Regions from separate parts of the Mus musculus genome. Here region 1 is linked to region 2. The links are chromatin loops, found by intact Hi-C in ENCODE. Cell type or tissue: left cerebral cortex. All regions are shown on one strand. Links, peaks and the distances in the headings refer to the core of each region. The heading gives the core; the rest is flanking DNA.

Region 1 (16,330 bases), core at 5,061-13,060, 50 kb before region 2:
TCTGTAACTCTTATTCCAAAGAATCCAGGGCCCATTTTGGGCCTCTATGACACATAACTGCCAACCATGTACAGTCCCAGCCCTTTCTCCCTTGCTTCTTTTCTCCCATCTTCCTCCCCCCACTGCACACACATACACACGAGAGAGAGAGAGAGAGAGAGAGAGAGAGAGAGAGAGAGAGAGAGAGAGAGGAGAAAAGAGGAGGGGAGGGGGAGGGGGAGAGGGAGGGGGAGAGGGAGAGGGAGAGGAAGAGGAAGAGGAAGAGGAAGAGGAGAGGAGACTTATCATCTGGGCTGGGGCATACGGAGCCTAGCTGGATTCTGCCCTTCAGCAAGGCAGCTCTCAGAGCAGGTAACAGACACATTCATTCCCAGGGTGAGATCTAAAGTTGAGCTGTATCTAATACTTTGTCATGGTAGCAGGAACCCCAGATGAAGCCTGAGGTCTGAGTTCCATGCTCCATCTCCACTCAGAGGCTAGCACTGTGCGGCCATGGCCACACACCAGGAGAAATGTGGTGTGTGATTCCCACCAGCATGTGAGCATTCAGGGGTCAGGCACACAGAGCCTATGACCTGACAATTGGATCTCATTAAGGCCACAGCTACTCAGCACTAATCCCCAAGTTCTCAGGATTCCTAGAGGGAATGGAGCATGGACACCTCTGGGGCAAGACACTGTCACTCATGATAGAATGGCCTGTCTGGCTGTGGCCTCCTCCCACCTCCCAGCCTCCCCATGAGGTTTCCCAAAAGTGTCCCTGGCTATAAGGGAGTTTGGGTCACATGCCTAGAAACATAAAAGCCACTTTTAGGAAACAGTATCAACCAGACACAAACCCACTGCAGGGAGTATCGGGAGTATCAGAAGAGCTTAACCCAAGTGGATCCTGCTCTAAGACGCAAGAGGGTGCAAGGCTTGGAGCCTCCCCTCGGGCCTGTCTTCCGGTGAGAGGCCCTTCCCCAGACTCTGACTGAAGTGCAAACCAAACTTTATAAAATATAACTGCCATTTCCTAAACCAGGCACAGCCTTTCCCAGGTGCCCCAGTGACAGATTCCATTGTGGGCTGACTAGGGACAAGGAGCTGTCCCTCTCTGAGGCTTATTCACACCACAGACATTGAGTGGGGCTTGGTGGGTTACATTTATAATCCCAGGACTTGAGAGATGGAGGGAGGAGTTTAAGGTCATCCTCAGCTACACAGTGAGTTTGAGGACCGCCGAGGCTATGCGAGTCCCTGTCACAAAACAAAATAACCATCCAGACAAACAAAAACCAGATGTGACAGCTGGGAAGGGTCAGGCTGAAGAGACAGGCTGTGGAGCAGAGCCTGGACCATCAGTCCTTTCCCAGAGCTTCCTGGGGTCTCTATGGCAATCCCCAAAGTTACAAGCCTCTCACTGAAGGTCAGGTCCCTCTGCTCCACTTCTGACTCTCAAGGCATCTCAGATCACTCTAAAACGGAAGTGAGCTGGGGCCCCTGTGGGGTGGGGGGAGAGGAGGGGTTTCGGCAGGAAGGAAACAGGGGGGGACAAGAGGCAGGCGGAGGCAACTCCAGAGCCTCCGCGTCACTTTCCTTCTGGGCCCTGCAAGTGGCCACTCTGGCCACCTTGGGTCACGTGACTCAGAGGACAGCTCCCAGTTCTGAGAAAGGTCCGAAAGTGGGGAGCAGCAGGATTCAGGTGCGGGGTGGGGAGATGGAGCAGAGTCCCTGGTGAAAGACCACGGACCACACTGCAGGCAGAGGTGACTGACACCTTGGGGTTTTGGACTCGGCTTAATCTATAAGTGTGACCATGGGAAAGGGACAGACTGAAACCCTAGTTTGTCCCCAAATGCCACTGTGATGATCTTTTCTAAAGACATCCGTACACACTGAATGCACCAGAGAAGGGAACAGGGTGGGGGGCGGGGCATAGAAGGCAAACTGAAGCACAGCTGCCAGGGGCGAATCTTCTTTTCTGAGACAGGAGTTCATGTAGCCCAGGCTAGCTTGCTTGGTAGCCAAGGGTGATCCTCCTGCCTCCACCTTCTAAGTGGAGATTACGGGTGTGTGCCACTGAAATGCTTCTGGTGATGGGGACTGAACCCGTGGCTCTGTGCATCCTAGCCAAGCACTCTACCAACTGAGATTCATGGCCAGCCTGAGAGGACGCAGCCTGTCAGCACAGACAGGCTTTTATAGGAGCGGAAGCTGGATTCGGTGTTCTAGGTTTTCTGTTTTGGAGACATGGTGATCTCCCTTCCCCATGTGGTCCAGGCTGGTTTCAAGCTTTCAATCTTCCTGCCTCAGCTCTGAGCCCTGGAATTCATGATTTCTATTCACAGCACTTGGCTTTATCTTACTATTTTTTTTTAAATAGATTCATTCATTTTATGTGTGTTTTGCCTACACGTATGTATGTGCAGCATGTGTGTGCTTGGTACCCATGGAGGTTAGAAGAGGGTGTCAGATCCCCTGGAACTGGAGTTAAGGATGCTTGTGAGACGCCACATGGGTGCTGGGAATCGAACCCAGATCCTCTGCAAGAGCAGCAAGTGCTCTTAGTTACTGAGCCGCCTCTCCAGTCCTCATAACAGGTTGTTTAAACAATGAGTGAGAGGCTCCCTTTAATTAATTTTTAAAATGAGAGTGGAAAGAGCTGCCTGTGCTGAACAAAAGGGCCTGCTCTCGGGACGCCTGGATCTGGATAACAACAAAGTTGCAGAAAGCCTGGGTCTTTTTATGTCCTGAAGTGAAACACTGTTTCCCACTGCTGGTGCTAAGAAATCCTCACCAAGCCCGCTAGCTCCATGACACTGTTCTCTGTACAGATGATGTCACTGTCTCTGCTCTGACCTAATCAAAGAGGTTGTGTTGGCATTTACAGGGGAGGAAGCTGAGGCTCAGAGAGGCTAAACAACCTCCCCAAGGCCACAGCTAGAGTGACACTGTCTTTAGAGCATGCAGTATTTCCTCACTGCTAATTCAGTTCTATTAACACCCCCCCCCGCACCCCCCCCCCAGCCCCTGCCCAGTGGAGTTCTGCATTTGACTGGATGAGACAGGGACCCTGGCTGAGGTGCCCCAGCTAGGACATAGAAGAGCCACAAACCACCTGACACAGGCAGCTATGGTCTTCGGAAAGACCAAGACCTGTAGAGGTGGCTGGAACCCCCAACTTCAACCCCACCTTTACCTTGATGATCTCCTGGGCGATCTGCCTAGTCTTATTGATGTCCAGAGACGTCTTGGGGTCCCTCACGAATGAATGCAATGTCCGCCCCTTGCAGAAGCTGTTGAGTAGTGGGAATGGGTAAGAGGCCAGGAGCTAGTACAGGTTTGCCCTAGCTCCATGGAACCTGTGAGGAGAACTGCGACCACCTGCTTCTAGAAGGTTCTTCATCCCAACCAACACACTCCAAAGGGCATGCTCTTTAACCAGGACTCCTGCTGTAGCTTGCCTACACATGCATACACGACACAGCTCACCACACTCCCATCCCATCCACACATGGGGCAGGAGAACTCACACAGGGAAGAACTCAGCCTCCGGGACTCTCAGCAGGCCACACCGAGTCTCTAGGACTCATCACCAAGGTTATCATTTTCATTAGTTTTAGATCCCAGGGTAGCCCATCCTGTTGCTAACTGAGCAGTGTCCTGTTGCTCCTCTCTGTGTAACCCCATTCGCTAACTCCAAGCTCTTCTGGAATGGAGGCCTGAGTGAGAGAGGGTGGGTGGATGGCAGAGGAGGCTGCAGGGCCAGGCACTCACAGGCACCTGGAGACTCTCGGGGCTGCTCTGAGTGGGGACCCATTTATAGAATGGGTCAGGGGGCTCCAGTGATCCAACACTGCACAGTTCCTCTTTACTTCTGAGAACAAGGGCAAATTTTACTTGTTCAATGCATTAAGGAAAACAAAGAAAAAGACGGCTGTTTGTTTGTGGGGGTGGGGTGGGGGTGGGGGTGGGGTTGTTTGCTTGCTTTCCCCAAAGCACAGGGTCCAGGTCCAGGTCCAGGGTGTCTCATGTTGGAGAGGATTCTCTTGGTTTCTTGGAATGGAGTCATGAGGACCTGAGTTTGGTCCCAGCAACCACTTCAAAAGCTAAGTGTAAAACTGGGCACATTGTTGTGCGTCCTTATTCTTGACACTCGGGAGGCAGGGGCAGGTGAATCTGAGTTTGGGGCCAGCCTGGTCTACAAAGTGAGTTCCAGGACAGCCACAGCTCTACTGAGAGGCTATCTTCGTGTGGGCCCCCCACCGCCCCCAGACCCCTCCATAAACCTCAGTGCCAGGATCTGAACTTGGGTCCTCGTGCCAGGATCTGACACAACTGGTGTTATTACCCACCAAGCTCTCCCCCCCAGCCCCTTTTTCTGATTTTAAAAGTCAACAGTTTAAATGGCTCAGGCAAGTGTTTCTGAGTCTGGCCTGCTGCTCTGTGGAAGGTCCCTGTTTTCCACAGGGACTGACAAGTGAGGCACAGAAGCAGGTGAGACACATCAGGACACTGAACTGTCAGGACTGGCTGGGGCATGGCTCAGCACAGCCCTCGCTGAACCTGCAAGGCACTGCACTCCTCCCTCAGCAGCACGCACACCAAGAAGACCTCAGGCTCCCATCAACGGACAGAAGTAAAATGTGAACCAGCGCAATTTAGTTATATATTTTACAATTAATTGCATTTATTTTTTATTTTTATTTTTTGTGTGTATGTGCATGTGTGCACATACCACAGCATGCCTATGGAGGTTAGGGGACAACTTGTGGGAATCGTCTCCCTTACTATGGGTTCTGAGGACCACGATCAGGCTGACAGGCTTATGCAACAAGCACCCTAACCTGCTGAGCTGTCTCACAGGTCCTCAACCTGCTTTATGTTAATGAAAAGAATATTGAGATTAACCACACTCACTTCTGTTGGGAAAAAGCACTCATGCAAGGTGGTGTGAGCGGAGAATCTGCTTTCTATCTTTTCAGAGCACTGGGATTTTCTTTATGCCCAGAGGTGGTTGGTAGTATTATTATTATTGTTGCTACTACTATTACTACTACTATTACTATTATTATTACTATTACTATTATTATCTGGATGGGAGACAGAGTATTGCTGAGTAGTTCAGGCTATCTTAAACTCAAGATTCTCCTGCCTCAACCTGCAAGTGTTAGCACTCCAGGTGTGCGCTGCCACATCCAGCTCTGATGTTCGTCAGTGGTCCCGTGTGGATGCAGAAACGATGCTTCATCTTTGCCTTTCTTCGTCCTCTCTCTAATAACCCTTCCACACTCCCCGGGGCACTCATAGAAAGCAGCAGGCTGCAGGGACAGGAAGGATATGCCGCTCACGGGCCGAGAAGGGGTGGCTTACCTGGTGATAATGGCCAGGTGAGGTGGGTTCATGCAGGCCCCCATGAAGAGCACCACGTTCTCATGCCGCGTCTGCCGGTAGTTCATCACCTCTTTCTTGAACAGCTTCAGGTGGTCCTGATTGTGGCCGTCCATCTCCAGCAGCCGAATGGCCACCTCGCCATGCCAACGGCCTCGGTGCACCCGGCCCCAGCGACCCTGTCCAATGGGCTCGCCCAGTTCCACCTGTTCAAAGGGGATGTCCCACTCTTGCAGGTAAACGCTGGTCTGGCTGGCCTTTCGAGAGATGGGGCCCCTCCAGGGCCGGCGGGAGCTGGGGAGGTCGTCCACCTCATCCTCCTCGTCATCCTCTGCCTCTGACTTGCCAGCCTCAGGCTCCTCAGCCTGAAGGAAGAGGGAGGGAGGGAGTCTGGGTCTTTTCTTCCTGGAGTGCTGGCCAGGCGCCCCCACGCCTGCTACCCTGGCCTCCTGGTCCTCTCTGTCTGAACACACAGCTTCTGATGTCCATGCTCCTTGCCTTCACTGCGCTGCACTGCAGAGACCCAAGCTTGGTTCATGTTTCCATTTGAAGGCCAAGCCAGTGGCTTCTTTCTTTTTAAGACAGGGGCTCGTGTAGACCAGGCTCGCCTCCAACTTACTATGTAGCAGAGGATGACTTGGAACTTGTGACTCTCCTGACCTCTACTTTCTCAGGAGCTGGGATTACAGGCGTGCATCACCACACCTGACTATGATGAAGACAGCGGTTCTTGGCAGGGATCAGAACTCACCTATCAAGCTCTGAGAGCATAGAGATGCCAACTCCCACCCCAGGCTGACTGACTTAGCTCCCAGGCCCAGGTCTGTGGGTAGGGAGTGAGAACAGGAGAATAGAAAGGTTCTTCTTTCAGCGAGTTCCCTAGCTTGCACTTCACATTCTTCTCCCATGCGCGTATCTACCCACACCAGCCGCAACAGGCTCAGCACCCTCCTCCCCCATGCCTTCCACCTACCCTGTACACCCTAAGGAGGGGACACGGGGCAGCTACCTTGGGTCTCATACATGGTGCTCCTACTCACCTCTGCTTCGTGAACACCTAGCACATCTGTTTTGGGCTGGTCGTCGAGCCTAAGAGTGAAATGGGCTTTGTCAAGGAGACTCTGGGCTGGGCGGGGGGGGGGGGGGGGGTGGGGGGGGGCGGGGCGGATAAGGCAATGTGGATGCTGGGGACTCAGGCAGGAGGCTGACTGGAGTGGGTGAGGATGAGGGTGGGCATTTGGTGCAGGGCCCCACATTCCTGCCTCTGGGACCTGGCTATCACATCCTTGCTATGTTAACTCGTGTCATCTAACCCCTCAGAGTGGTTGCACCCTCTGGGAGACCTACTTCACTGGCTGAGAACTGAGCGACCCGGAGCCAAGTGCTCAAGGAAACCTAATGGAGAGGGGATCCAGAGGCAGGGGTTATGTTTAGTCTCTGTTCACCTCCGTTCCCTCGAGGGCCACAAGCCTGCTGCCGTTGTATACCCAGCCCCACTCAGGGCTCACTGTTCTGCCAGGAGGCGATTGACTCCCAGGCTCAGAGGGTCAGAAATTTAGGGGTGGGTTGGGAGATGGCTGGGGAGGGTTCATACCGTGTACTGTCGGCTGTGCTGGACAGCGGGGCTGCCTGAGAACAGGCTGAAATGTCTGTAGGAAAAAAGAACAGGAGCAGAGTGAGAGAGAGCTTGCCTTCATCCCCAAAGACCGGCACACCAGGGCACCCCCTCTCTCCTGAGCTGCCGCTGCTCCTCAGGCCACTTCCACCAGGAGCTTACTGCGTTCTGTAAGCTGCCACAGACTCAGTCTACAGCCTTTGGTCTACATCGCTGCCCCTGGCAGAGGCTCCACGTGAGTGACTCTAGAGAGACCCCAATAATTAATACCAATGCCCTGGGCCCAAATGATTCTGCAAGTGACAAAAGCTAACACTACTACCTCTGGTAGGAAGCAGGGCTAGCTGTCACTTTTTAAAGTAGGGACCCCCTTTGCCTAGCTAGTGGCAGAGCCGGCAGCTCTATGGCACCTGATAACACCTGTGATACCGACATCCGGTATATAGCTGCGGGTCACCCAATTGGGTGGCTAGTGCCATAGCTCTGGGTAAGATGAGGGAATTCAGTCTGTGTACCAGGAGGCTCCAGGCCAGGCAGCTGAGGCTGACCCCTGACCCTAGGTAGTCTAGTTGTAGCATAAAGACCCGCCTCTAGGGCACCAGAAATAGATGGTCCCCTCAAAAGTGGAGGCGAAGTGCTACATGAAGAGTGGTGGTAGGGGTCAGTGCTCCCCTCTTTCAACAAAGAGGATCAGTTAGTAGAAACTGCTCAAGCTGTCAGTAGTCCCTCCCCTGCCCGGACAAAAACCTTCCTTCTCAGCCCGCGGAACCAAACTCTGACAGAAGCTGTGGGCCTTCTTAACGGGGCACGCACACATGTGCCTGACATCCTGGTCAGTGTTGGGAGTCCACGGGCCTCAGAAACATCTCCAGCCTCTCCGGCTACCGCTATAATGGCCTCTAGACTACCAGGCCAGCATGTCCACACGTGCTCAGAACATTCCAGAAGCTACACATGCCTTAGATGAAGTGTAGGAAGTGGGGGTGTGGGCGGACGTCTGGGAAGCCTCACACCTGCTCTTGGAAGCTAAGAGTACATTGTGCAGTCTGTTCCTACCTGTCCCTGTTACAACTGGTATATGGGGCTCTACGCCCACCTTCAGGACAAAACAGGCCATTCAGGAAAAAGCACTGTGGCTCCTCGGTTGGGGAGGAACACTAGTATACATAGCCTAGAGATGGTAACTAGGAAGGCTCTTGGGAGGTAGGGGATCATACAAAAGGGGCGGATCTCCCAAGCTGTGACAGCTGGCGATCACACCCAAGTAGCGTTACAGGGATAAGGGTTGCCAAATGCTCCAACTCAGTTCCTGAATGGAGCTGATCTGGGAGATAGAAAGGCCTGGAATACCCAAATACTGAGTCTTCCAGTCTTGGCAAACCAGAGGAAAAAAAAGACTATTAGAGTCAGCTAAAGCCCACTGTGTGGAAATACTGTATTTCCAGCGGGAGGAGAAAAGCATTGATCCTATACAGACAGAAGGTGAAGAAGTATGGCCAAATGCACAGGTGTGCAAAAATAGATTTTTTTTTTTTGTAGGAGGGAATCAATCCATGCCTTATTGAATGAAAGTTTTTTTTCTTCAAACTTTCTGCAGTGAGAAGGTAGTTCCAGTGACGGCCAGCAGGGGGCGCTGTGTGTTAAGGCTGGGAAAGGCAAAGCCAGCTGACAGATGCCAATGCCTGTAAGACTCTCCCTAATTGGCTTTGCCTTGTTCATTATTCACCAGGCACCATCAGCAAGCAGTTCCTCTCCCTCATTCTGCAAATGTGTGAGTTCTGCTTTCTTATCTGTCTCTTATCACTTCACAGCAGTGTGACCCTGAACCAGTTCCCTGTAAAAGACTAGGGAGGATGGACAGACTCCAGAGTCCCATCCAGCAAGGTACTGCCCACATGAAGGTCCACACCTCCAGGACTTCGCAACCTCTTGCCTAGCTGCAGTGGACTCAAACGTGTGGGGAGAAGGCACCCGGCGGGAAGGAGAGGGTCCCAGCAAGGGGCAGTTAGTGGACCCACGCAGAAGACTCACCTGGGAAGATAAACTGCTGTCTATGATGAATGAAGTAGGCAGCTTTAAACAGAAGAGGAGGTGAGTCACACAGTGCACAGGCAGCGCGGGAGGAGGGGGGGCGTGGGCTTGGGGGGAGCAGGCACTGGTTATTGGCTTAGGCGGCTCTGCCCCAGGGGCTCTGGTGAGAAAAGGTGGAGCCATCCAGGAAAGAGACCCAAATTAGGAGAGAGTCGGGGCGTGGATAGCCCCGAGTGGTGATGCTGCACTAGAGATGGGGCGGCAGCACACCAGCTCGGTGGTTCCCTAGCCGCACAGCCCTGGCCAGTGCGCATGGGGGAAAAGCTCGGACCAGGTTTATTCTAGAAAGATGTCCTTGAGTCAGGAGGCTCAGGTAGAGTAGGGAGATCAGTGGCTTTGACAAGGTTCAATGGTGTGTGCAGAAAAGCCTCGTTCCCTTCAGTCTGGCCCCGCCCGGAAACAGCTTAACCTCACTGCCTGAGTTCTGGATCGGGCTAAGTGCTGTGATTCCAGACTTAGAACCATGACATACCACTTGCTTATGTTTTTGAGATGCTTGCTATCTTGCTTGGGCTGGTTTCAAACACATGGGCCCCATTCTCCTGCCTTGGCCTTGCAAGAAGTTGGAACTCTAGGAGAGTCCAACCTCGGCTCTACTCCATGCTAAGGCTCTGGGGACTGAGGAGGCAGTTAACCCCTCAGTGCCTTATTGAACAAGGGAGATATATGAGCTTGCCCAGGCTTTCCTGTGCAGGACAGCTATGAGGATCCTGGACAGCACAGGACAGGTAGGTGGTGGGAGGGGTTCAAGCCTTCTCAGTTCCCTAGGGATCTGTCTGTGAGTCCACTATGATCATGGAGAAGGTGACACTTCTGCATAAGGGATGAAGGAAACCCATCTCCTTTATGGGTCATCTGTGTTAGTGGAAAGGGTCCGATCAATATAATAAAAAAGACTTTTTTTTGTGTGTGTGTCCCTTGCTTTTCAAACTGGCCCTTCTGTGGAAAACCCAAACTAGATGGTTTAGCAAACAGAACTTGTTCAGAGAGTAAAGGCAGAGCAACAGGAAAGGAAGTGAATCCAGGGGCTGTGGCTGTGTTAAACCAGAGGGTGGGGTGGTACGCAGGGCACAAACTTCACTGCACTGTTAGGAGCAATCCAGCCACATGCATATTAAGGAAGGCACAAGAACAAGGGACGGAAGAGTCCTACCCCTTGCCACCCCCAAGAGAAGTCCCAAAGTCCCCAATGGGCCAGAGGCTGCTTGGCCAGCTGCTGGCTGTATATAGGGTTAGTGTCGGTCTCATTAGCCAGGTGAAGGGTTGAGGGGTGTGGTGGTACTCTTGTCTTTCTGGGCTTAGAATTCTAGGAACCAGTGATGGGACTGATCTGGATCCTGTGGGCTACAACAAACAGGAACATCACTGTGCAGCATTTCCCATTAGGACTAAAGACCAGATAAGCCCAGGACTGAGGTTTGACATCTCTTGCCAAGGTGACAGCTAAGTGCCATGTAGGTAAGTGGGCCTTGCTCTGCACCCTGGAGACAGGGCAGCCCAGTGTGGCTGACCAGAACCAATGGTAAGACAGGAATGCAATCCTGGCCTCTTCCAGCAGTTCCGGGGCAACCGGGATCTGAGCATAGCTTCTGAGGGCAGCTGGGCTCAGCTCTGCTCCTCCAGGGTTGCCCCAGGGCCCGGAATCCTCACCTGCTCAGTGGTGACCACCTTATTTTAATTCCCTATGGTCTCTGGGTGGCACAGGAAGGGATGTGAGATCGTCTTTGCGTAGCTAGACCCAGGCACAGAACTGGGTATGCAACAGATGCACTGTAGGTTTCTTGCTCCCTGCTGCCTATCACGACACTCTCAAGTTCAGACATCAGCTCTGAGAGAGGATGATGCCGGGCAGAAACTACGCCAAGCCCAGGCTGGCATCCCGGGTCATCCTAAGAAGCCAGGCTCTGTGTACATTGCTGGGCCAGCCACTCCTCCTTCCTTAACCCCAGCGTCCTCATCTGTATGAAGTGCATTAATCCTATGCTCAGCAGATGCTCTGCCGACTCAGCTCTCGGGGGAGATGGGGAGAGATCTGAAGGTATCCCTCGGGACCCAGAAAAGCCCAGAGGTGTGGTACCTGGGAAGCTGAACCTGCTGTCCCGCTGGCCAGGTGACGGGTTGGGAGGCGTGGTGGCACTGGAGGGATTAGATGAGGTCAGGAAAGGTGCCGGCGATGAGGGTGTGGAGGACGTGGTGGAGGATGGGTTGCTGCTGGAGTCCAGGTTCATGGCTGGAGGGTGCTCCTGCAAGGCCAGAGATGCGGAGATGAGCAAGGCTGCAAGCTCAACTCAGCCTCTGCCACCTGGGGCGCCCGCCCTCCTTCCACCCCCTCCATCTCTACAGGTGGAGGTTGGAACAGGAGATCCTTGGGGGCCCATTCTGAAGCCCCAAGATTATCTGGGACTAATATACGATGGAAGGACACTTAAGAGACCCTCTCCTAAAGGATTCCTGCCCATCTTTCTCATTGCAGTTCCTTCTTCTCCCCAGAAGCCTGCCTGAAGCCTGCCTGAACTATACTCTTCCTCTTCATCCTTCCACAGTGCTCAGCATTTCCGCACCCAGGCACCGTAACGGACCCTATGTCAGCTTCTGACAGCCGAGGGTGGTTTGACCATCTCTCCCGCCCCAGCACCCGCCTGGCTTTGAGCTGGGCACCTTCTTAATGAAGTGAATTTATATTGTGACCAACATTTATGCAGCTTCAGGCCCCTCGGCAGGAAGCAAATCGAGTCTGTGGTTTTGTGATCTTGTCCTAGTGTCAAGGAACTCAGAAAACCCCACAAAACTCCGGAAGAGGCCACAGCTTGGGCCAATGTTGTCCGCTGTCTCGAAGAGTTAAGAATTCCAGAACTGAGGACTGGCAATGTGGTTCAGCTGGTGTGATGCTTGCCCCAGGTCTGGTTTTGATCTCAGCCCCGCATAAACTGGGCGTAGTGCTTCAGGAGGAAGTTGAGGCAGGAGGCTCAGAAGCTTAAAGTCAGCCTTGGCCATAAAGTGAGTTTCAGACCAGGCTGGGATACATGAGAGCTTGTCCCAAAAAAGGGGGAAAAATCCCAGAGCTAGAAAGAAATTTCTAAGAGAGATTCCAGGAAGTGATCAGTGGGCAGGTCTAGTTCACACCCCCGTGACTTATTAACGCCATTTCTTTTACAAGCATGCATGGTCACCTAAATTAGATCAGGCTAGCCAGAGCTTGCCAACAGATGGCTTGCCGGCTAGGGAGAAATATTGGGAGCTGTGGAAGGATAAAGAGGAAGCTTAAAGTTCCAGGCAGGGTTTGGACAGGTTTGCTTGCTGGGAGACCTCAGGCCCCAGCAGGGATGGTACTGGGCCAGAGCAGGGAGCACTGGCCTCCCAGCTCTCTGCAGGAGGGGCCCACAACACCCCCACAACACCGCAGCATCAATTCCTGTCCAGCTGCCTCTGGCAAAAATGCAGACGGCAGGCTCAAGTCTTGGTCAGGCATGGCTTCTAGTCAGGATGAAGTGGTTTCTGGATTTTAATGACATCTGGGTATGTGTACATGTGTGAACACATGTGTCTTCATGTGCCCGGAGAAACTGAGACACTTTCTACCCTGTTTTCTGAGGCGCCCTCACTGAGCAGGATACACACTGATGTGGCCAGACCGGCTGATCAGCAAGGGTCTTCCTGCCTCCACTTGATTGGTACTTAGACCCACAGGTGCACCGCCACATCTAGCTTTCTGTTCCATTTCTGTTCATTTCTTTTAAAGACAGGGTCTCCCTATACAGTCCTGGCTGGCTTGAGACTTGCTATGTAGATCAGGCTGGCCACGAACTCACGGGATCTCTGCCTGCCTTAGCCTCCTGGGTACGGGGATTAAAGGTGTTAAGCTGTTATGACTCTCATGCCTGGCTTTGTACGTGGGTGCTGGGCATCAGAATCCAGGTCCCCACAGTTACATGACAATCACTTCATGAACTAAGCCATCTCTCCAACCCCAGTGACATTATTTTATCAATTACCTTCTACCTATGGAAGATGATATTTCTAATTATAATGATGATGAAAAACTGAGGGGGGGGTTTCTAGTTATGGTGATGGGGGATTGTACACCAGCAGATTCCGAATATGAATCTTGGTTGGCTGTGCCCATGAGGACAGAGCCAGATAGATGGTCTGCAGTAGTCAGGATGGTCCCAGGGAAGCCCAGGGTCAATGTGGCAGGAACTGGGGAGGAAGCCGAGGCTTAGTCTTCTTCCTTCAACCTCATTAGACAGAACCAGGTCTGATGCAGGCTGTCTGGGAGTCCCATCAGGGTTTTATCACTTCTTAGCTGGGTGACTCTGGGCAACTTCCTTGACCTCTCTGAGCTTCCATTTCCTTAGCCACACAGTGGATACATCATCACCTTTGCCAGAAGGTTACTGTGTGGACTTGCAATAAGACAAGTATGCTGTACATAGCAGGTGTCTAATATTTGCTCACATCTTTCATAGACCTGCTTGGACCAAACAATGCCTGGGATCTTGCTTTGAGACTTAACCAGACCAAAAGACCAAAAGGCCCAAGAGGGGTCCAGGGACTCTCTGGGTTAGGTGGACTGTAGGTCTGGCCCAATGCCAGTATTTCTGAAGCAGAAAGAAACTCCTTAGACAAAACAGGGCCAAACCACAAATAACAAGTTTCTCTCTTGCAAGACCTTTAAAGGCTGGGGTATGCAATGTCCCCTGAAACTCACAGAACTGAAGTTGGCGCTGCTGGCCAGGATGGCTGCCCCAACATGGCACCAACTAAACACCACCCTCTTCTTTCTGCTCCCATGCCAAGGCTCTAGACCTCCCCGGCCCCTCCAATCCCTGTAAGCTGCACCAGACCTAAGCAGGAGCAGCAGCATGTGGGCCACAGAGCAGGCTGCATGGTCCTGGGCATACACATGACCTGAGCTAGTGACACCCATAGACTGGGCAGCAATGGCTACACTACAGGCTGCTCGTGCACCCAGTAACCCACACTGATGCTTCCGGCTGTCTAACACATCCAGGAGACAATGCAGATATCAGAAATGTGCAGGAGGGGACAGCACTGCCTCCATCTCTGGGGACATCTGTGCCAAAAGAAATGGGGGAAGGTGGCAAAAGAAGGAGCCACAGATATTCGCAGCCCTCACCCCAGTGGCCATGCGTGAAGCCCTGTTATTCCCATTCCATACCACCCATGCGTGCATGAGTCTCGGACCCCTGGAGTGTCTCAACCCTGCCTGTGCCGCAGATCTCGGACTGTGGCATGGTGTCCCACTTCCCCACTGAGCCTGATGGGGGGCTGCTTTGAGGGAGGGAATCCAAGGCTGGGGTTGGCAGTGCTCCCACGGGGCACCGCCAGCTTACCTTCTTTGTCAGGGCCTTGGGAAGGGTTCCAAAATGGGGCTCTGCTGCTCTGTCCACTGGGTTGTTGATATCTGACGGGACAGACTCTGTCCTCCGAAGCCTGGCCACTGTTTGGAAAGGAGGGGGTCCGTGAGGAACGGATGCCGTGGGATGCACCCTGGTTCCTGGGGGTGGGAGAGGGGGAGTACTCACGTGGGAGGAAGGTGATCCTGCAGGCGGGAGCTTCCTTTGTGCACTTGTTATGGCATTTTAACCTGCAGAGGAGGCAGAGTCAGAGCTCTGACAGGCACCCCAGCGTCGCCCAGACAACTCTGCCATGGCCTCGGTTTCCCCAAAGCTCTCAACAAGTGTCAACACCAAGGTGTGGGGCGCCCTGCATGCTGTAGCTGGTGTCTCCGGCCCCACAAATACCTCCCCTGCATTTTTTTAAATGATTTTTATTTTATAGGCATTGATATTTTTGTCTGCGCCTATGTCTGTACGGGGATGTCAGATCCCCTGGAACTGGAGTCACAGACAGTTGTGAACTACCACATGGGTGCTAGGAATTAAACCCATATCCTCTGGAAGAACAGCCAGTGCTCTTAACTGCTGAGCCATCTCTCCAGCCCTGTCTCCCATGCTTTTAAAGAGGGAACTTCCTCCATCTGAGCAAGCTGGACGCGTATCTGATCTTTAAGAATAGTTCTATAGATCAAGGACCCTGGGGCCCCCAAGGGTGTCCTCATTCAGGCACTGGCCACACAGTCTGTCTGGGTCTAACCAAGAACCCACAGGTCTCAGTGTTCCTGCTAATGAAATGGGTTTCAAGGCTGCTGCTCTACCACTGCAAGTGTAGGGCTCAGCAGGGTGGGGCTCAGGGGCCACCGTGTGCTGGCCACATCGGGATGGGAGCTGAGGATCTCCTTTATAATCAAATGACCAGCAGCTCCTCCGAGGCCAGGGACAGTCATCAGGACACAATCAGTCAGGCTGACCTGCAAGAGACTACTGCCTCAGTCCTGACAATAGCCCAATAGTCACTCATGGCAGCTCAGATAATGAGGGGCCAACTTCCCAGAAGTCTACACGGTAGACACATAGCCCCCAAAGGGCAAGTGCCTTACCCCATGTCACACAGCGACATCAGGGCAAGGGCTGGCTGGGAACTGAGACTCCAGGACACCCTCTGTAAGGCGTGTGGGCAACCAGATAGCAGATGACGAACTGTCAGCCCTCACTGTTTCTACTCATGTCCCTTCCCACCGGGAACCATATGCTACGACGAAGCAAAGCTGGGCTGGTATCAAACCGCCATCCCCCCTCACTCTGCCCCGTCATAAGGCAACTCTGCTTCTGCCGCCACCCACCCGGTAGCCCATCTCTTCAGAACTCCTTCGGATCCCAGGAGTCCTCCCTCCCTTCCTTGCCTTTGAATTTCTACCTCACTCTACCTAGAGCCAGTTCTAGTGGAACTCCTCTTCCTCCTTCCAAACACACTTCAAATACTCCTTTCTTCTAAGGGTGCCTCCTAGGGAGTCTCGAGCACCTGGCATGCCCAGTGGCACTGTGACCAATGGGTTAGAGGAAGTCCTTCCACTCTGATGTGACAGGAGGCCAAGAATGAAATAACAGGGCCCTTATAAAGGACAAGGACCTGCTTTCCCTTGCTCATCACCTGCAGTGTTTGCACTTCACGCCAAAAATCATGCTCTTCTGGCACACGTTGCACACCTGTGACAACCATGACTTTGTGGAGAACCTGCAGGGGGTAGAAACGTAAGTGGGGATTAGAGCTGGGACTCTGGATGGGTCCCGTGTGCGTGAAGGGAGTCTTGGCCTGATCCTAGAACCACAGGAGTTCTGTACTTGGGGGTTACAGCTCCCTTCCCTGGGCATCTAGATTTCCCAGATGCTG
Region 2 (16,330 bases), core at 3,021-11,020:
GTGTGCATCGTGACTGTGGAGGCCAGAAGAGGGCATCTGATCCCCTGGATCTGAAGTTACAAATGGCTGTGAGCCACTGTGTGGGTCCTGGGTCCTGGTACTGAACCCAGGTCCTCTGCAAGAGCAGTAACTGCTCTTCTTAAGTTCTGGGCCATCTCTCTAGCCCCAAGGTTACAATGTCACAGCCATAGAGTCAAGAATTCCAGGAAAGGTCATTGTCATGATGATCAAATGAATGGCCAGTTTAGTGGGGCTATCCCAGCTTATGTGGCAATGGCACCTGGGGCACTTGCTATAGCCACAGGTATCCTGGGTTGCTCCTGGTTGCTGCTGTTTCCCAGCTCGCATGCCATCCTCTGCCCTTTTCCAAGAGCAGAGCATTTCCCACCTCCATCTCAGCCATTCTCAAGTTTGGATGTGGTCCCCGCTCATCCCTCTTGCCCTGGCCTGGGTTCTGCCACATACCTGCACCACCTCAGGCCTCACGTTGAAGATGTACAGCCAGTCACTGAAGCGTGGGTAGCTGTTGAGCTCGGCGGTCCTGTCGCTTGGGGTCACACTAAGCTTGCTCTGCTGCTGCTTGCAAATGTATTTCACCAGCTTTGCCTGTGGGAAGTCCAGCAAAGAAAAGGTCACCTTTATGGGGAGCACAAGCACGTGGCAGCCATGTGCCCTCTGGGGGGAGCTCAGGCAGATGCCACGGAGATGCTGAGAACAGAGATGGTAGGTCATGGGGAACCCTCTTGCTGTCTGTTATTCACGGTGAAGAAAGACTACACATAGGTAGAGGAGTTAGGAGAGTCTGGCCACAAGCATGGAGCTCCATCCTCGCTGAGGCCGGCCAACTACACTGCCTTCAAAACCAGCCCTGCAACAGGAAGGGTCATGACTAGTCAGAATAGGAGCAAGCTAAACAGAAGCCAGCCTTCCTGTTTGGGGCACAGATATGGATAACTGATAACAAGAAAGGGCTATGAAGGGAAACTTGGAAAGATGGGGCAACCTTCCAACTGTGATTAGACAGTCTGGGTTGGGGCAAAGGGTCTTCCCTCATATGTGAGTGAGTGAGTGAGTGTGTGTGTGTGTGTGTGTGTGTGTGTGTGTGATGATAATGATAATAGAGCCTCCCTCAGAGAGTTTAAGAGATAAGCTCTCAGCCCATCACTGCACAGAAAAGCATCAACATGGTAGCTGTGACTGGGAGGGGACTGGACTGGAGTCTCCACACAAGCTATTGGGGATTTAAATGAAAGGATATCAGAAAATTCCAGACACATGGACCTGGTGTTTCCCAAGGGAACAATGTCCAAAGCATTCAAAAGGCTCAAGCAAGATAAGCTTGAACAAGGACAGACTGACCCAGGTCAAGCACAGAGTTCTGACCAGCACTGAGGAACACAGAGCAGAGGCAAGACACAAAAGAGAGCACAGCTAGGAACTGCTTGAAGAGGAGGCTCCTCCAGCTGAGGCGACCCAGCAGGGTCCACAGAGGGGAGGGCACCAGCAACCAGAGAGAACAAGGAAAGCCCGGGGTATCTAGTGAATATGAGACTCGTGGAGACCAGGCTACTATAACTTTCAATATTTCTCCCAAACAGCAAACAGCAAAAGCTTGCCTGAACTAAGTATACTGAACTAGAATATAGGACCCCCACAAGTAACATGTTAAGCTCCCCCGCCCCACCATGAAGGCAGGGCCTGTATCCATCTCACCCATTTCTGCCCCCTCATGCCCGGTACTGCACCTGGGTGTGACTTGGGCTCCCAATGGCAGAGGAAGGAAAGCCCAGGGTTCTAATCTCAGGATTTCCACTCAGTCTCTTCTTCCACTATAAGTGGCTTGCAAACCACACCTTCTGAGGGTTGACCAGAGGCAGGCCTACTTATCAGATAGCTGTGAGAACTCAAAACTACCCTTTTCCACACTGATGAAAGAGGCGGCTAGGCTCCTAATGTTAACAGTATCGTCAATAATAGCCATCCATCCCAGAGAGGGGCCCACAGGCTGGACCTCTGGGGGATGATTAATAACACCTGTTTTACATAGGACTTTGGCTGTGGCCAACTGATGTGGGGAAGTGCTAGTCTGAGGGTCTCCAGTTCCACTTGTCTGCCTTCCCCAAGCCATGTTCAGCCCCTCGCTCATCTTTGTGCCAATGACCCTCTTGCCATGAATCCCTGGACCTAGGCTAGGCGTCTGCGCTCCTTCCTCCGGGAAGCCTCTAGGCCCTCACCCAGGTGACTGTCAGTCCTTCCAGCTGGTCTGGCTCTCTTCCTTTAGGTTACAAGTTCTGCATAGCCACAGGTCTAGTCTGCATCTCTGAGTACCATCAGATGCCCAGTCTGCATCTCTGAGTACCATCAGATGCCCAGAAGCCTGGCACATGGCCTGGGCCTCACAGCCACACTCATTCCATACCCTACCACCAAGCTATACCTTATTGGATATAAAGATATTGGAGTTCTGGGTTAAGTATCGCAAAGCAGGCCAGGGGCAGGGCTGTGCAACACTGCCAATGGGGCCTGAGCTGAGTGAGGAACATGGCAAGTCCCTGCTGTGCTATGACTGCTGGCAGCTCTGGGGTCCTGGAGCTGCTGTCTCCTGTGAACTCACTTACTGAGGAGCAGTGCTCTATCCTGCCCAAGCAAAACAGCAGCAGCTGGCGTGTTAGGGTTCCCATCCCAGGGAGATGGGGCTGCTCTCACTTTCTGTGAAAGTTAGTGAAGTCTCGGAAGCACCAAACGGCCACTTTCTGAGACAAACCGCAGCAGGCCTGCCAGCCAAGCCCAGGGGGTGTGCCAGGGGACCTCACATCGATGGTGTCATTTCCTCTTTGCCACAAAACCCACAAGATCTGCATTTTCCGGAATTTAAAAGCACCAGAGGTTCCAGCGGGGTGGCCGCCTACAGAGCTAAGAGTCGTCACGTCATCGCTAGGATGCTGGCCACAGGTAGGGCCTCGGTCTGCCCACCTTGACAGCCATTTGCATCAAGAGTACTTGCCCCACTGTTCTCCACACAGCCAGGTTTACACAGTGTAAAAGCTCTGGTGAGCCCACAAACAAGTTGGCAGGTCCTGTATACAGCAAGCACTCACTAAGGTCCACTCTCTGCTCCGAGCTTTGATAGTTAGGATCAAAGATCTTAGAGAAAAGCCCCGGGGCTCAGCCTCAACCTCGGAAATGCAGCGACACGTGGAACTGTTGAACTACCTACAAGAATATTTGGAACTGGCAAGAAAAATGCAAGTCCCACAGTGTAACTGCAAGCTACTCAGGCCACCCTTGAAGACCACCTGGGCATGAGGAAGACTGTTAGCTCTACTTGGGTGGAACTGTCAATGAACTAAATCCTGTCCATTCAAAATATTGTAAATATGGGCTGGAGAGATGGCTCAGCAGTTAGGAGCGCTTAGGGCTCTTGCAGAGGACCTGAGTTCAGTTCCCAGCACCCATGCCAGGAGGCTAACAATTGTCTGGGGCTCCTCTAGCTCCAGAGGATCCCAAGCCTCTGACCTGTGAGGATACAAGCACTCATATGCACATACCACCCCCCCCACATGCACGCATGCACGCACGCAATCAAAAATAAGCCAGGCTTGGTGGTGAACACTTTTAATTCCAGCGTTCAGAAGGCAGAGGTCAGTGAATCTCTAAGTTAAAGAGCAGCCAGGGCTACACAGAGAAACCCTGTCTCAAAATAACTAGACCAAACCAAACCAGACCAAACCAACCAAATACACACACACACACACACAAAGACACAGGGACATGAGGGAAGACTCAGCTCTGAGACCACAGGCTGGCCATAAAGTCCCTCGCTGCCTCAGTTCCCTGTGGAAAAACACAGTCAAGGGATTCCCAGTGCCAGCCTCAGTCACAATAGGGTTGATGAACCTGAAAGGCGAAACTGTGTAGCCTGAGCCAGGGCAGTGGTGGATACCTGTACTCCCAGCACGTGGGAGAAGAGTTCAACGTCATCTTTGGCTATACAGTAAGTGTGACACCTGCCTGAGCCACATGGGACCCTGGGGGTGGGATGGGGGACCACACCAAATAAATTGCCTGAGCAGGGAAATGCTTGCTCAGTGATGGTTAGCATCCTTGCCAGGTGGTCTTCAGGTCCTCTTTCATCACCTCAATGGCAAGGACTATAGCAGTGGGGTGCTTGCCCATCTCTGGAGTTACCCCCCTCTCTGGGGTAAGAGCTAAAGGCAATGATAGCTAATGTTGACCACAGAATAATGTTTGGGATAACAGATCAGGAATGTTTAAGCATAATGTGCGTTGTGATCTATGTTCCTCTAAGTATGTAGAGATATCACTTCTGTGCAAGTATGCACACCCGTGCTTAGCGCCAAAGGCAGACCCTTGTCTTCAATTTACTTCTCTACTTTATTTTTTTTGAGACAGGATCTCTCACTAACCCTGGAGCTCACTGACTCAGCTGGACTGGCTGGACAATGAGCTAGGGAGAGCCACTGGTCCCTGCTCTCCCCTGAACACTGGGGTTACAGATGTACACCACTGGATCCAGCTTTTACAGAGGTGTTGGAGATCCAAACTCAGCAAGCGCTTTGCTGACAGAGCCACTTTCCCGGGCCCAGGTTCCTTTACTTTCAAAAATAGGAAGGCCAAAAGTAGGCTTGCCTAGATACCTCTGGTTTCTTCTCTCCCCTTGGCACCAGACAGTACGACTGCTCTGGGAGGGCATAGATCGTGGGGATGCTGCTTGCCCAGGTGAGTACCTGTACGTGAGAATTTTGATCAAGCTCACACGTTACCTGCTACACCCTCACTGCTCTGGGCATGACCCAGACCAAGCCTCTCAAAGAGAAGACACCAAGAACAAATGTATCTTATATGAACCCCATAGGGTGTCTAGATGTCATGGCCAATCCTGGGGCCATGCTGATCTGGAAGTTGGAGCTCTTCTGAGGCTATTATTAAGCCACTTACGGGCTTTGCACAGAGAGGCTGGCTGCAGAGCAGCCCTTGTTGGGGGACTGGCTGATGTCAGATGGAGAAACATACTCCTCACATGCAAGGATCCTCAAAAGCCTCCTGTTTATCTCCAACATCCAACCTACCTGGTTATGGCCCTTGTTCTGTCCTCTGAGGGAGGCACCAGGTCAGGTGGCCCCATACCACCGCCCATGTGGCACAGACTGGATCAGTTTCCCTATCTGCCTGTTCCCTGTGGACTCCTCTGCCAGTGTTCTCTCCAACACCCAGGACACAGCAAGTGCTCAAGGAACAAGAGCCTGTGAGTATCACACTTCAGCTCAGCCAGCAAGAACAACTCAGTGCACAGAGGCATAAGGACCTCTGGTACCTCCACAAAAAGCACCTCTTTCCAGAGAGCTGACTCTTGCAAATGACATCAGCTCCACCCTAAAGTTGCAGGGCCTAGGATTGTGAAGTCCCTTCTATAGGAGACTTATAAACTAGAGAGCTGGACTGGGAAAGTGGCTCAGATGTTGCCTGTTGCAGGGCAACCCTGTGGCCCAAGGCTCCATGTCCAAATACAGGGCAGGAGATTAAGTCTACGGTAGCAGATGTAATTGATGTAGGAATATACAGGGGCCAATGGACGGCAGGAACAGGCTGAGGCAGACGCCAGAGTCATTCAGAGGCAGGCTCCCTGGGTTATGAAAATCATGAAATTGTGTCAGTGTTCAATTACAAACCTGGCAGTAGGAAACATGCCCCCGTTTACATAGTGCCTAACTCCTCTTGCTGGATTCTCAATGGCAATTTTTGGAGGTAGGGATCTTTTTTGGGGTAACATTCCAGTCATCGTACAACTCCAGTCCTAGCCATAATAGTAGAGTATCTTTCCCCTCACAAAATAAGCACAAGAAACTAAAAAACATTACAGACTCTTACATACTTAAAAAGATTCTATTATTTTTCTTCATTCTTTTGAAATCGGGCTGTAGTTGTGTAGTTCTGTCTGGCCTAGAACTCACTCTGTAGACCAGGCTGGCCTTTATCTCACATAGATTCGCCTGCCTCTGCCTCCCAAGTGCTGGGATAAAAGGTGTGTGCCACCACACCTGCCTTATTTTTATGTATGTATACATGTTTGTGTCTGTGTTCATATATGTACATGGGGGTCTCTGGGGAGTGTCAGATCTGCTGGGGCTAGAGTTAAAGGTGGCTGTGAAGCGTCCTACAGAAGTGCCAGGTCCTCTCTGCAGAAGTGCTCTTAACCACTGGACCACCCTCCCGGTTCCCTTCCCTTGCTTTGGCTGGGATGCTCATTTACTCAAAACTAAGCTTAGAACAGCAAAGCTATGCTGAGCTGGGGTTGCTGAGCAGCTGGCTTGGCTCACTCGCAGGCTAAGGACACCTGCCTGCCATACCAGCCTTAGCAGAACGACAAGCTCTTCACAGTCACTCAGCACATGCTAAGCCCACGTGACACGGAGCTACATTTTACTATTCCCAGCTCACGAATGACAACACCAAGAACTTTGTTGTAATTTTTGAATCACATAGTTACAGCAATGACCTAGTCTGGTGCTCTGCCCCCAAGGCCCACATAATCTCCAAAAATATTGACTCCTTGATACTTCAGCTGGGCTCAGCTGGGCTGACCACTCACACTGGGGATAGCACTGAGAAAGACTTGTGACCCAAATCCAGCAATACCCAGACTGTACCAGGACCTGTGCATAAAAGCCACAGCATTCGCGTATCTCCTAAGTGGCTCTGTTCATACAAACAGATCACCATCTCTGGTCTGACTTGCAATAACCCTTGAGCTACACCTGATCCCTGGTCCCAAATCAGCTCTAAATTTAGTTAAGCCTGCCATTCCCCTGCCCAGTACCCATAGCTACCCTTCTAAAGTCTTAGCATATCTTCTAGCCAATAGACTAGGTCCCAGCTCACCAGCACCCTTTGTCTTTCCTCCCACATGGTTAGCAACACACACACACACACACACACACACACACTATTAAGTGGATGTCCATAGCAGTTCTTGCTACAACCAAATTCCTTTCTGCATCCTTCTAACCTCTGGAAGTCAGTAAAGCTGTCATGACCCACTACACCCAGCACAGCTCAATGGTTCCTAAAGCCACTGTCCCTCCTTGCTGCCCCTCTGCCCAGGGAATGTTCCCTTCCAGCTTCCATCTCTCCAAAGCTGGATGCTTCTGGGGACATCCTGCCAGCCCAGCTGGCTAAGTACTCTGGTCCGACTTCTGTGGCCAACATGTTGCAAAACAGTTTCTGGGAATGCAAGGAGGGCTCGGGGGACTGCCACACAGATGCTGGCTCCACACACAGGCACGGGCTGACCACAGCACTTGGCCCTAGAGGTGGCCCTTGGCTCTCAATCAAACCCTGCAAGGGTCTCAGAAGGGCTGACATTAGCAGTAGAAGGGCAGAGTGAGACCATCAGCCAGGGATGGAGAGGTAGGCAGCAGAGAGAACACCAGTGACCCCACACTAAGGGTTTTGCAATAACCTTCCCTGGTGGCTCCTTGGGGAAGCTGCCAGCCCATGAATTTTTACAGAGACAACCTCCCTGCAAGCCTCTCAACAAGCAATCCTGCCTTGACGTCAAACTCCAAGTCGGGGAACTTCAAACACAAACAAACAAGTCTGCCCCAGACCACAGTGGAGATGTTCCCAAGGAGGGCTGGCTGGCGGAGAGTGGCCACAGCTGGGCGCATGAAGCTTACTCCCCTGTCCACATCTGCCACGGCTGAACTCTGTGACCTGGTCCTAAGCTGTAAATGCAAGGGTCTACCCCACGATGCTCCCTAGCCCTGTTGGCGCGTGAAGGCGCCCACTGGGGTGCAGTGACCCTGCCCTTGAAACGCTCCAGCCAGTTTGCTCCTCCGTGCGAGCAGCACTATCCCCAGATAACATCACAAGGTCTAACCACTCTGAGACTATGTACTGAAGCCAGGAAGGAGAATGGCTTGCGCAAAAGCACTTAGTGGGGCTTGCTGAGAAACTCCAAGTGTAAGCCAGGCAAGGATGACAGATAGCCAAGGATCTGACTTCTCGGTGACATCTTCTGACCCAATCTTATTCTCCACAGAGGCTGTGAGCCTCAACAAGACTTCTCTGGCCTTTGCAAAGCAGCCTTTGCCTTGGAAAGTCTGTGGATGATCTGCCCCGGGACTGTTTTTCCAAGGTTTGCTTCCTGTCCTACCTCATTACTCTGACCCCTAAACCCTTGCCTTTGTGCTCTTGGTCCCTGCACTCCTGGGGAGCCTCAGAGACAACCTGGACTAAATCGGGAGAGAGCAAGCATTCACTTTATCCTCACATTTCCCATGTCCTGAAGTGACTGCCCACGGAGGCAAGAAGAGAAGTGTGGCTGTCATTCATTCATTCATTCATTCATTCATTCAATAGTTAAATCGCATCCTTCCAGAGTCAGGTATGGTGTCTGTCATGAGCAGCATGGTTCCCAGGATCCACTGGGGACCAGGGATGTGTCCATAGGCGTGCCTGGCTGGGAAACAGGAGAGGAGGCAGAGAACAGATATGTCATGTTCCATGAACGTCCATGACACAGAAGCTTCCGTGGACACAGGTCACTAACATATCACTAACACAGAGGTCCCTGGTGCTTTGTACTTCTGTTGGGAAACTGAGAGGAGGGACAACAGGTCACGTACTACGCACACATCAGGTCTTCAGACACACCTGTGTCCTGGTTCAAATTCCCCCACATACTTGTCTGAAGTTCACCAGACCTGCAACACTTAGAAGAAATCAGTTTCCTCCTCATGCACAGAGGTTGGTGGATACTCTGGCCCAACTGTGAGGTGTAGGGGTGTCTGGGACCTACAAGGAATCAGAGAGGAGGGCACCCCTAAAATGGAGCAAGGGACATGGCACATACTGACGGAAAGATGGGGGGCCATGCTAGGTATGTGTGGGGGCACCCTATGAGCAAAGATGAGTGTCATAAAAGATTTTAAATAGGGTCAGGGGAGATAGCTGGAGATCTGAAAGGACCAAGAAGAGAAGGGCAGCAGAGCTGGTGTAGGACAAGACTGGATCCTATATGTCCTAGAAAGTTCTGGAAACTTCTACAAGGTCTTGGAAGAACACAGCATTAAAATAGCTGCCGTCATGCAGGTATGGGGTAGGATGTACACGGAGGAATGTGATCTGATTTGCATTTCTGAATGATCATCGTCATTTTGGAAACCACTCGGAGAACAGATTGAAGTGGGCGTGGAGAAAGCAGAGACGGGAAAATCAAGGAAGAAGGACCCCACCGCAACTCAGCACAAGATGGGAACAAACGGTAATTTAGCTAGTGGCAGAGTGGGTGGAATGAAGAAGCAGATCCAAGAGATGTTCTATTGGCATTCTTTTTTTTTTTTTACTATAAAGATAAGACTTCCTTCTTGCTCGTCCCGGGCATTTCTGGCATACCAGCGCTCTGGAATGCAGGAAGCTTAGCACTGAAGCTCAGAACAAATTAGCTAACCACATGGAGCCCGGGTGGCTGTTTGATTTACTAGAACTTGGCACTTTGTGTGTTCTGCGGTGGGGAAGCCTTTTGCCAAAGGACCAACCTGGCAGGGCACAGACTGCAGACTCAATAGCCCAGGTTCCCATCACCCCGCTTCTAAACACAGCACCTGCCTTACCTACCAGGGAGAGGGGGCCTGTGCTTGCTTAAAGCAAAACTTGGTGTTTCCCTGTACTCTACTTGAAAACAGAGACTGCCCTCTCCAGCCAGCCTGTCACACTGGTTCTGTCCACCCCTCTTTGCTAAGGGGAGACAGTTTTCCCCAACTTAACTGTAAAAGCCATCAGAGTTCATAGCCGCACAGCCCCAAGCTCATGTCTCACTTCCATCTGCTGCTACTTGTGGCTTCGGACAACTGACAGACTGTCTGGCCCTTCACTTCCTCTGTCCTAAGTGAGGAAAAAGATCTCCAGGCAGCCAAAATGTCGGTGTGAGTTTTGAGTAGCTAGCATGCTGTGGATCCCCCCCCCAACCCCCGTTCACATCCCCACCCTCCTCCTCTGCAGCTTTAAGCATCATGGAAAAGGCCTAACAAGGGAACCAGGTGATGGGAAGCAGGGTGGACTTCTGATGGCTTGTGTCCAAATGTAGGATCTGGTTTACTGATCTGTGGTCCCATGTGGCAGTTACCTGTGGGACAAGGAGAGCAACTGGTTCTGAGCACAAGTGCACATGAGCTCCTACCTACACCCCATTTACAATCTGAGGTTCACCTTGTCTTAGTTAGGGTTTTACTGCTGTGAACAGACACCAAGACCAAGGCAAGTCTTATAAAGGAAAACATTGAATTGGGTCTGGCCTACAGGTTCGGAGGTTCAGTCTATTATCATCAAGGCGGGAGCATGGCAGCATCCAGACAAGCATGATGAAGGCAAAGCTGAGAGTTCTACATCTTCATCTGAAGGCTGCTAGTGGAAGACTGACTTCCAAGCAGCAAGGATGAGGGTCTTATAGCCTGTATCAACTCTGACAGGGCCACGCCTTCTAATAGTGCCACTCCATGGACTGAGTATATACACCCCAAGGCCTGAACAGGGCCTCTGAGACAGACCTACGATGGGACCAAAATGACATGACCAGCTGCTGTGTGACAGTGTTTATGGTCATGTATTACACCCTCGATGAGTTAAAACGCTTCACACACAGGGCACTCAATTGATCCTCATGCCACTTGTCAGAACTTAGCTCTGTCTCCATGCATTCCTGTCCCCACAGAATGGGGTGGAGGGACACACACACACACACACACACACACACACACACACAGAGGAAAGCATGGCTTTGAGCTGAGAGACTAAAACACTGAGTCCCAAGCAGAGTTACTATGTGGTAAGCTGTGGGTGCCTGGACAAAGCCATCACCCCTTCTTTCAGAAGGGAACCTGTGAAGGCCACTCAACTAGTTGGAATCTTCTCCATTAGGAATAGCATGCTCTGCTGTTGGGGTGGGGCAGAGAAAGGAAATCAGTGGTGGGTGGGGAGGGGGATATCTAGAACATGGTGGGGCAGTTTTATCAGGCAGCTAAAGGGAAGGGGAAGGTGACATGAAAAATAAACAGAAGCCCAAGAACGGAACTGCAAGGGTGCAATGTTGTCAGCTATATGTCAGGAAAGAAAGCAAGGCCACTGACTCCATCAAGCAGAAGCCAGGAGGCTGCGGGCCCGACTTTCAGCCCCAAGCACCCACTGCAACTGTGCTCACTAACCAGGCAACAGGGGATGGTGGAAGGCTCATAGAACAACGAGACTACAGACAGAGCTCTGGCTAGGAGTGTTCTGGGAGGGCCAGCCAGGAGCCCTTGATTCTAAGAGTCCTGCAGGTATGGGTTCACATGACCACTGCACTCTGCTGTTGATCAGCTATCTGAGCACACTTAGTTTCCTTATCTACAAAGGGGGGAGGAGGTACGGGGGGGGGGGGCAGTGCATTCCTTGACAGTAGGTAAGTGCAGGGGAGGCCGGCCCAGCTGACTCACTCGCACCCTGAAGGATGCTTTCCTGAGGCTTACTCTCTTCCCAGGAGTTCAGGAACAGTGCAGTAGCAAAGCTAGTGTGTGTAAAACAGAGTCGGGGCAGGAGAGTCCCAACAAACCATGAGTGTTACCCAGCCATAGGGAGCCTGAGGGAGCAAGCCAAAGTGGCCTTGCCCTAGGCAGGAACAGGGGCTGTTCTCCAGGCTTAGGTTGGGGTAGCACACTGACACAGATATGCACATACACCTGTGACCCCAGAGGAGCTCTGCCTGGACAAAAAAAGAGGGGGGGGTGCATTTGAAAGTAAATATGCTGTGGGTGTCCAGCCCCCCAAGAAACCAGTAGGCTCCAGGCACCCACAAAGCTGGATACTCCCAGGGCTGTCTTCCCTGTCTCCCCCAGATAACTCATGTGATTCTCCCTACAACGCTGATGCCAGGCAGCATCTCCATTCCAGAGAGAAATGAGCCAGGGACAAGCAGCCAGAGATCACGCAACTCATGCCGGGAAAGGAGGCAGAGGCAGTGTATCTGCCTTGGCCATCTGCTTTACCACAGGACCGATAAAGCATCATAACCAAAAGCAGCTTGGGAAGGAAAAGGTTAACTTCTGCTTACACTTCCAGGTAAGGGTCCATCATCTGGGCAAGTCAGGGCAGGAGGAGCTCAAGCAGGAACCTGGAGGCAGGAGCTGATGCAGAGGCCATGGAGGGATGCTGCTTACTGCTTTTCTCACTATCGCTTGCTTACTCAGCCTGCTTTCTTATAGCACCCAGGACCACCAGCCTGGGTGCGGCACCGCACACAGTGACCTGGGTCCTTCCACTGCACACAGTGACCTAGGTCCTTCCACATCAATCATCAGCCAAGAAAAATTCAACACAGGCTTTGTCCCCAGGCCAATGTGGTGGGGGACAGTTTCTCAGGTGAGGTTCCCTCTTCCCAAATGACTCTATTTTGTATCACATTGACATAAAACTAGCCAGCACAACGCCGGATGGCAGAAACTGGGGCACCTGCTAGTAGGAGGCAAATGATGGACATCTTGGTATGAGGATCACCAGGAAATGGGACCCAGAGGTGAAGAAACTGAATCCAACACCACTCTGTCAGGTCCTTGCCACAGCAAACACCCTCTGCACATAACTAATGAACACCCTGTGTTGTTCCTCCTGTCTTTGACCTAGTAGGCCGAAACCCCTGCCTTGGGGACAGACCCTTGGGGCCATTCCACTCCACTTATACACACTGATACATCACTGATGATGCACAAACCCAGGGAGGCAGCTGCTCTGCCACATGACCAGGAGTGCCCAGAATTTTCCAGAAGGCCTGTTCTCTTCCTTGAAGAGAACACATCAGCTTCAACCCCCTGTGTCAGCACAGTCTCCTCCTCTGGGGTGCTTGGAAACCGGAGTTCACTTCTTCCCATCCATGGGCAGAAAGAACCAGACTGGGGGCCTCCTGTACCATCCAGACTGCAGGCACGCTGTGGACTGGCTCAGCCTTCTGGGGGTAACCGTCTGAGATACACGCATGTGCACATGTCCTTGCGTCAGATCCTTTCATCCACACTCAGACCTCAGACAGAGCAAGCAGAAGCGCTGTGGGCTGTAAGCGCTGTGGCCCACAGGGTGAAGCAACACACACCTCGGGTCACCCCGCTTTATAAGGCAGCACAGGAGCCACACCTGCCCAGGGCTAGTCCCACGTGACCCGGATCCAAACTCTAACGACCAGGTCAGCCAGAGAACAACAGCTCATGTAATTTCTGTCCTCCAGTCTGTGCAGATGGCTCCAACAAGGATCGGCCAACCAGCAGGGGCGACTGGCAGGAAAATTTGCCCTAACAAAGTAACATGTGTGAGTGATGGCTGCTCTGCCAGCTACCTGTGTGCCTGAGCTGTGTGTACCTTTCTGTGTCTGTGTATGTGTACACATGTGGGGTCAAAGGTCAATGTCGAGTGCCTTTTCCTATTGTCCTTCATCTTCTTTCTGAGACAGGAATTCTCAACAAAACTAGAATTCACCAGCCAGCGAGGCCCCAGGACCAGGATCCTCTTATTTCTGTCTCCCCAGCTCTGGCATCCAAGCTCTTTATGTGGGTGCTAGGGATCTGAATTCAGATCCCCACCATTGCGTGGCAAACATTTTTCTGATTGAGCCATCTTCCCAGCCCTGCTAGATAATTTTTACAAGACAAAGAGTCTCACTATGTAGCCTACCTAAGCTGGTTTCAGACTCTCAGTTCTCTTGCCTGAGCCTTCAAAGTGCTGGGATTATAGGCATGCAGTGTGCCACCATGCCTGTCTCAGCTACTTTGAAGTCACAGATCAAGGGCTGATCTATAAAGCATCCGAGTGCTAATTTACTGAAGTACTCTATTGTCTCATGTAGGGATGCAAGTCAGACTCAGAGATGAGGTAGCCAGTGGAGGAGGAGGAGGAGAACCCAGATGATGTCACCCTGTTGTGCCAGCCAGGCTTCTTAGTTGGAGTTCTCAGCTTGCTCCTAGCCACTCCAGAGAGGCGGGGCTGAGGTCAGGCTGAAGGCAGCTCCCATCTCAACAGCCCAGGGAGTGTCCCCCAAAGAGTCATCAAGAAGACACTAGGAATGGATTTCCCCCTAAAGCAGAGGAAGCTGGGATGAGGCAGAAGATGGAGCCAAGTGCTTACAACCAAACCCATATAACCATTGCCACTGGTCCTTCCCGGCTGCCCCCCGAGATCCCTCCAAAGGCTTGGCTTCCTCTGACCTGCAGGGCTGCACCCTTGAGCAAGGGGAAGCAGGGTGGAGGCTCTGACCCTGCAGAGCATGAGCCTGTACTCAGAGCTGACCTCCTGTGCACTCAAGCTCTTGTGTTTTCTTCCTGAAAACGGAAGCCATTTCTCAATCTGTTGCTACACAAGATACTAGGAAACCAGAAGCAAGAGATGCATGGGGGTACAGACAAGTAAGAGGGGAGGGGGGGCTACAAGAGACACATGGGGTACATACATACAGGCGAGAGGGGAGGGGGAGGAAGGCTACCGTGGTTGGTGGGTTGTCTGTGGCTCGGCTGAAGAGCTAGTAAGGAGAGAGAGGGAGGGCAAGGCCTTGCCTTTCGGGGCTGCTCATGAGGGAACGGACCTAAGGACCACAGCCTGGGAGCCATGCGAAGAAGGTGACCACAAAACCACAGGGCGAACTGTGACAGAACCACAGAACACATCTCAACACACAGTTGTGTTAAGTGACATCGGCAGAGAAGGGATCCACATGACAAATGAGGAAAACCATTGTCAGGGACAAAACAGGTTCTGGCCAGACCGTGCAGGCCATGGTGGTGCACACCTGAATCCCAGCACTCAGGGGCCCTGGGCAGGGAGATCAGGAGTTCGAGGCCAGTTTTGGCTACAAGGTGAGTTTGGTTACACTGTCTCACATAAAAGAAAGTGGAGCTAGAAAGATGGCTCGGAGGTTAAGAGCACTGGCTGCTCTTCCAGAGCATTGGGGGTTCAATTCCCAGCATCCCCAAGGCAGCTCACAACCACCCGTAACTCCAGTTCCAGGGAGTCTGACCCCCTCCTCTGGCCTCCGTGAGCACCAAGTATACACACGGTGACATTCATGAATGCTGGCAAAACACCCACAAACAAAATAAAATGATAATTTAAAATTTTTAAAGAAAAAAAATTAAAAGAAAAGTAAGGAAGAGAGGAGGGAGGGAGGAAGGGAAGGCAGGAGGGAAGGGGGGTGGGGGGGAGAGGCTGGCAGGCACGAGGGAGCCAAGTGGGAAGGAGTCGGAGCTTGTTCTCCCAGCCTTTCTGTGTTCTGAACACTGTGATTACACAGGCGGGTTCTGCAAGGCTGTTGCTGGTAATGATACATGTCAAACTGTCAACCAGGTACTGACTATTTCACAGTGTGCTAGGGTAAGTGGTGGGCTGCCTGTGTCCTGTGTAGGGGAGCCAAGCCAGGCCTTCCCACAGAGGCTAGTTCTGGCTTCTCTGTGCCATGCCGGGTGGATAGCAGAAAAAACCATAAAGACCTTGACTTCAGCGCAGGTCAGAGGAATTGGCTTTAAGAGAAAGGACATAGGAGAGGGCCCCACGAGAGAAGCTCTTAGGGGGGGAACCGAAGGAGAAAGAGTTAAAGCACACAGTGTGTAGTGGGGAAGAATGGTTCAGCGGGTAAGAGCGCTCGCTGCACAACCGTGAGGACCCAGCTTGGCCCCAGTGGCCCTGTGAAGTGTATAAGAAGCTGCAGTAAGTGAATTAACAGGGCAGTCCCTGGCAGCTGCTGGCTGCCACCCTAGCTCCAGTCCAGCAAGACCCTGTCTCCATTGAGGAAGACGGAGAGATAGGGCAGGACAGTCAACATCCTCCTTTGGCACACATGTACACACAGACACACACACAGAGATACACACACACAGAGACATATACACAGAGACAGAGATACACACATTCACAGATACACACACAGACACAGTCTCTCTCTCTCTCTCTCTCCTTTTGAGGAACAATGAGATTTCAAGAACAAGTTCACAGAAAAAGACAGCTTTGCCAGGGATCCTGGAAAGCCAGGGAAAATCCAGGAGGAGTCACGTCAAAGGGAAGTTACAGGAAGCCCAGGGGTGCAGGTCTGTACTCCAGGCTGTTTAGGAGGACAGGGAGGGTGAAAAATTCAGGAAGAGCCTTGGCAACTTAGTGAAACAATGACTTAAAATGTAAAAAGAGCAGGGGGTGGGGGTGGGGGTGGGGGTGGGGGTGGGGGGGCAGGCTGTAGCTCAATGGGAGAGCTTGCCCTGCCTGCATGTCCCCAACCCCTCCATCACAAAGCAAGTAAGCTATAGTGAAA

What was found. Hi-C counts contacts between places; a loop is a spot of excess contacts. Peaks named below come from ENCODE experiments on the same cell type or tissue, not always from the same donor. Only the 100,000 strongest peaks of a DNase experiment are listed, where the experiment ranks them.
Region 1: a loop joins it to region 2, with 2.2 times the contacts of the local background. A loop is called at or near these places in 6 of 42 quality-filtered maps.

Annotation. Positions count from the first base shown.
Region 1 is chr11:79,022,062-79,038,391 of GRCm38, forward strand. It overlaps Ksr1 (kinase suppressor of ras 1), which reads right to left. Exons shown (of 19, transcript NM_013571.3): 7 at 16,091-16,174; 8 at 14,626-14,687; 9 at 14,434-14,540; 10 at 11,157-11,322; 11 at 6,968-7,022; 12 at 6,414-6,462; 13 at 5,356-5,738; 14 at 3,182-3,278. Gm11201 (predicted gene 11201) reads left to right here and starts at 1,536. Exons shown (of 6, transcript NR_045873.1): 1 at 1,536-1,655; 2 at 5,460-5,609; 3 at 6,048-6,194; 4 at 8,586-8,672; 5 at 8,800-9,079; 6 at 10,382-12,944. In left cerebral cortex, for the core only: a CTCF peak has its summit at 8,614 (motif pointing right); DNase peaks (open chromatin) are centred at 6,260, 8,651 and 9,066.
Region 2 is chr11:79,073,881-79,090,210 of GRCm38, forward strand. Ksr1 (kinase suppressor of ras 1) reads right to left here. Exons shown (of 19, transcript NM_013571.3): 2 at 466-606. Among named protein-coding and RNA genes, the nearest start is that of Gm11201, 58 kb to the left of the region's middle. In left cerebral cortex, for the core only: no CTCF peak of the experiment used is centred there; DNase peaks (open chromatin) are centred at 6,381, 7,291, 7,663 and 9,273.